2 separate regions of the Homo sapiens genome follow, and region 2 is linked to region 1. The links are chromatin loops, found by intact Hi-C in ENCODE. Cell type or tissue: CD4-positive, alpha-beta T cell. All regions are shown on one strand.

Region 1 (2,500 bases):
CAAGAGCTGAAACCACACAAAAATAAATGTAGGGCTTTAGAAATACAATCTATAGATTTCAAAATATGTTTGCCATTTCCATGGAAAAATAACCAAGGCAATATAGATTTTTACTATTCTAACACCTTTGCCTCTTATACACCTAAAGAGGAGAGTAATGATCATTTTTAATTCAAAGGAATTGGCTATGCTGGATGGGAAGTATTAATGCCTTTCCAATGCTCAAGACTAAAAATCTTCAGCTAATGAAAACACTAAGTTGGAGATACTATTACGTATCTCTAAGTAGGACAAAGCCTAATACTTAGATCCTATACATGCAGTTTCTGGTCAAAAGAAATATTTGCTCAGTCAAGAGTTTACAGCCAATCGTGAGACACCTGAGATGCATGGAAGACCTGTGACTTTCCCTTCTTTCCTCTAAGCCTCAGCATTTAGCACTTCTCAATATACCCTCAATGGGGATTAATAGAGGAGCAAAAAAGAAAAGAAAAGAAAGGACCCTGAACTGCAGTTAGGCCAGAAAAGACCACAGCTATATCTACATCCCTGCAGGGATTACAGGATAACAAGAAACCGAGAGACACAAGAACTGACAAGGGAGAGATGAAAAGGAACCCCGTGACAGAAGGCTGGGGGAAGAGTGATGGATAGGGTGGAGTGCAGAGCAAGGAAGAGCAAAGGCTGAAACACTTAAACAAAGGTGACAGAGGATAATGAAAAATGTCTTTTCAAATACCATATGCAGCACAGTTCTGTTAGATTTACTTTATATTTGAAATATGCCCTAAATTAGAAATATCTTGATAATTTAGAGACTCTAAATGCAAGATAGAAGCAAACACTGATAATGCTATTATCTTAAATATTAAATGACAGCTTTTCATACTTCACACTTCCATGATGTCTTTCTTACAACTTAAAAACATTCATTATTGAAGATGTCCACAAGCTATTTCAGGGTTCATAATTAAAATGCTTCTAGGGAGAGATCTTTGTAAGTGAACCAACTTAGGCTAAAAGTCATTTTAATTTTGGCAGTTGTCCTACTACTGGTTACCTGAGATTTGCTGGGGACAGGGAGATTGGTGATTGTGAAACTTGAACGTGGTCTGGAAGGCCCCTAACAAAATGTGTAGCTCAGACAAGAAAAGCGTAACCCTTATCAAAGAGGACCGTTACCATGTGTAGAAGCTAAATGCTCTTTCTGTAAGACTGTCACATCTGCTTTCAGTCCCCGTGCCAAAGGGTCAGAGCTCAATCACAAGCCTGTGGCCCCCCCTGCTGGTTAAAAGCCCATGCTCATTTTGTTACTTTACACTGAGCTAAACATTGCCGTCATTTCACACTTCTTTTAACATTCTATATGAATTTAATTATCATTTGTTTGGACTTCATTTGTTACAGAGTAGAGACAGTTTATTACAGATGTTCCCATTTTAGGTTATTTATTCTCCTCTATCCCCTCTGCCCCTCTAACCCCCAACCAGTTACTTCTCAAGATTCATCAAAGGCTTCAAGGTTCTTCCATCAACCCACCAGGCCTCAATTATTCTTCAATGCGGCTTTTTGATGAGAATGGCCAAGAAATTAAGAATCCACTTTCGCTGAAGAATGAGCAAAAAATTTGGGTCTCTTATGGTAGAGCATACAGGTAGGAGCAAGGGGTTTGTTTTCTGTCCTCAATCTTTCCAGGGGAGAGCTAATTTGAAAGCGGATTTGAGAAGTCAAGTAGCACCCTTCATGAAACATTTTTTATTTTGAATTCCAATAAAATTTTAGAGGTGTTTTTGCAAGGCAGTATTGTTGGTGGAATATGACATCTCCTTCTCTCTCTCTATCTCTGTCTGTGACTTTCTGTCTTAATGCCTTGTCATAGTTCTTGAAGTCTGCCTGTCAGCACAGCAAGAGGGATTTGTTCATGTCTGAGTAGTCACCTTAATGATAGCAGATGGAAACGCCACGGGGGGCCCAAGCCCATCACACTGTCATTGTCGCACACTGCCCTGACCTGCTTCCACTCCTCTATTTTTTTTGTCCCTTTTTAAAGGAGAAATGGATGGTAATTGAAAAGGATCTTAAGCAAGATTTATGAAGCTGTAGACAACATGATTCCCCACTATCTCTCTATGTTTTCACAAATAAAGTCTTAACCTTTTAAGCACCAATGACAGGACAGCTAAAGATAAATTGGTAAAGCTTGTAAGCCCTATCCTATCAAAGTTATATTCCTCAAAAGCACCTTACATTATCCCACAATAATTACTGGTTATTGCTGAGCATTGTGTAAATTTTTGTAGATTGGTAAATTCCTGCATAAAATTATCTGTGTTTCTGAAGAAAGAAAAAGGCTGCAGTATATAGGCACTGATGAGCTGGGCTGTTGTTTTCAATATCTAGGAAATTTATGCATATTTTGACAGAACACATCCAGATGAACTCTGAAACTGCTTGTCAGGAAACTTAAACACACTTCTCTATTTTTAATTTTTTTAGCTTA
Region 2 (2,500 bases), 1.2 Mb before region 1:
CTTACAGCAACTCCATTTACCTTCATTTATGGGGGATAATGCTATCCATTTTGTAGGATTATTGGGAGGATAATGCTTGGCACATAGTAAATGCTCAAGGAATATTCTTTATGACTTTTATCCCCCACCCCAACCCCCTGCCATAGCCTTTCCTCCTTCCCTTGCTTTCTCATACACCTCTGGAAGGCCCTCCCTGCTACCCTTTGCCATCTACCCCCATGAAGACCCAGTAGGCTCAGCTATTTTATGGAAACTTCTTCAGGAAGTTCATTGATTCAGCCTTTGTTTGGAGTTTGATGGTTGGCTGGGGGCTTTTAGGTTCTGGGAGACTCATTTGCTGAACACATTCTCCCAAGGCTGTGTGTAGCTTCCCCCTTGATACCTATCTGGGGCCAGAGCTGATCTATCAATTCTTTATTAAGAACAGTTATTTTTTATTTATGATGCTTGTGGGTTCATTAAAAATGGCACTCCCTGTTGGGGATAGCAGCGAAGCTTTTAGCCAGTTTTTATCAGGTTGTTAGAGTAGATATGAATATTTTAATAGAGAGAAAGAGCAAAGCCTTCAACAAACTTAATTTGTTCTAGAATTTAAGTGACAGGCTTAACAGGGGTGCCTAGTAATTCAGTATAATCAGCCCAGATAGTGGAATAAAGAACACAATTAAATGGACCAGGGAGCTTTTCCAGGGGGTTTTTACCCCCCTGAGCAGCTGTAAATCACTATATCCCTGGATCCTTTTAGGCCATGTAAGATCTAGCATAGCCACAGGCAGCTTCTAGGCCCCATTACGTTCCCAAGGAAGCCAGGAGAGTGTTTTTGTAGATTCCATTTTAACATTTATAGAATTCTTTTCCCAAGATGCTGATCTTATTAAATTATGTACAAAAAGATGGATAAGCCAGGCCACTGCTGTCCGTCAAAAGCATATTTGAGGCCTCCATCTTGATTGCAATCATAGAGATTCTGGCGAGTTTCTTCATGTAGTTTAAAAAAGTATCCACTTGGGGGAGCTTTATGATTGACTTTTAATATCCATATCAGATTTTATGTGCAACGTGAGATCCAGATGACTGCTCCCCAACACCCACTGCACTGACAAGCTAGTGAAGCAAGCAATGGTTGCAGAAATACAGTGATAAATCAGTGTGAGTGGCTTTACTTTATTGGCAATTCCTCCCTCTGGATTTTCAAGTTAGTCTTGATTTTTTAAAAGCTTTCCCTTCAAACTAAAATAGTTTAATAAAGACACAGTAAAGAATAGCAGTACTTTCTGTTGTTTCCTGGACAAGTATTCTGCATATATATTCAGACATCAGATGCACACTTAAGTAAGTGCATGTCTCAGTTAAACAGCCAAAGCACTGGAAAAATCTCCTTTGAAGTTTTATGAACATGGTCAATTGCAAGGAAGATAAAATCATAAAACCAAATGTCTGAGCAGGGAATGCTATTTTCTAGTGTATTCACCATGTAACTCTCCATCGCCCTTTCTTTCTCCCAAATAGATGGGGCATGGAGAGGTCTAATGAAGGGCAATCCATTGCTGCCCGGGCATAAGTCCAGGTTCCAGATGGTCTTTAGGTCTACCCAGATTTGGACAGTTTTGAAATAATGGAAAGCGAGTTAGGGTTCCTAATTAGGACATTTATAGAGAATGTTTTCACAATATGGATGCACAATTAACCTCTTTTACTATGGACTAAAATGAAACCAATTAGAAAACCACATATACAAGTGTGCCTCTATGTGTCCACCTGCCCACATAGAGGGAGCTGGAAAGTGTTTCTTAGAAGGAGATGGCTTGGTTACTGTATAAACCTCAGTCTCACTCTGTTCTCTTCTCTTTCTCCTTTGTCCTCTTCTTTTGAGTTGCTGGAGCATCATAGAGTCTCCTGTCATTTGCTTGGTGTCCAGTGATTATGTTCATATGGCTTTGCTATCTTGACAAAGCGTCTTTCTTATTTTTTCTGCTCTCTTTCTGGAAGAGGAAGGAAGAGTCCTTCTGGGCCACTTTTCAGCCTTTTGTCCTGTTGATGAACATCCCGGCATCTGAGCAGCTCCTATTTCTTTCTGCATTTGCTTCCTTTGATGCCATTCCCTCCCACTTCAGGGGACTCAGTCTCACCTTGCTGCATCTCTGTCTCTCTTATTGGACAGCCTGATTGTCTCCACACAAGCGTCACACTCTCTGTTGTCATCTGCCCTATGAGGACAAATTGCAGATACCTGCTCCTGCAAAGATCAACCGCCTGCCCTACCCACTTGCTCACCATCTTCATTGGTCACATCGATCTTTCACTGTCTGCTCAATGGAGAAGAAATGTCATTTCCTCAGGAATCCTGTGCTTCCTACCAGGAAGACATTTATTCAAGGAACAAAAAAGCTCCACACTCCTATTTTCATGGTATTTTCTGGCCTTTTTGCTTAATGCAGTGGTTTTCAAGCTTTCTCTTTTTAACCACAGATGCTATGATTTAATTCTTAGAACTAAGTCA

What was found. Hi-C counts contacts between places; a loop is a spot of excess contacts. Peaks named below come from ENCODE experiments on the same cell type or tissue, not always from the same donor. Only the 100,000 strongest peaks of a DNase experiment are listed, where the experiment ranks them.
Region 2: a loop joins it to region 1, with 14 times the contacts of the local background. A loop is called at or near these places in 7 of 110 quality-filtered maps.

What each region holds. Positions count from the first base shown.
Region 1 is chr11:31,105,951-31,108,450 of GRCh38, reverse strand. DCDC1 (doublecortin domain containing 1) reads left to right here. Exons shown (of 39, transcript NM_001387274.1): 13 at 1,491-1,654. Among named protein-coding and RNA genes, the nearest start is that of DCDC1, 260 kb to the left of the region's middle. RefSeq lists a silencer at 1,182-1,361. In CD4-positive, alpha-beta T cell, no CTCF peak of the experiment used is centred here; a DNase peak (open chromatin) is centred at 1,260.
Region 2 is chr11:32,296,286-32,298,785 of GRCh38, reverse strand. No RefSeq gene overlaps it. Among named protein-coding and RNA genes, the nearest start is that of WT1-AS, 140 kb to the left of the region's middle. In CD4-positive, alpha-beta T cell, a CTCF peak has its summit at 947; no DNase peak of the experiment used is centred here.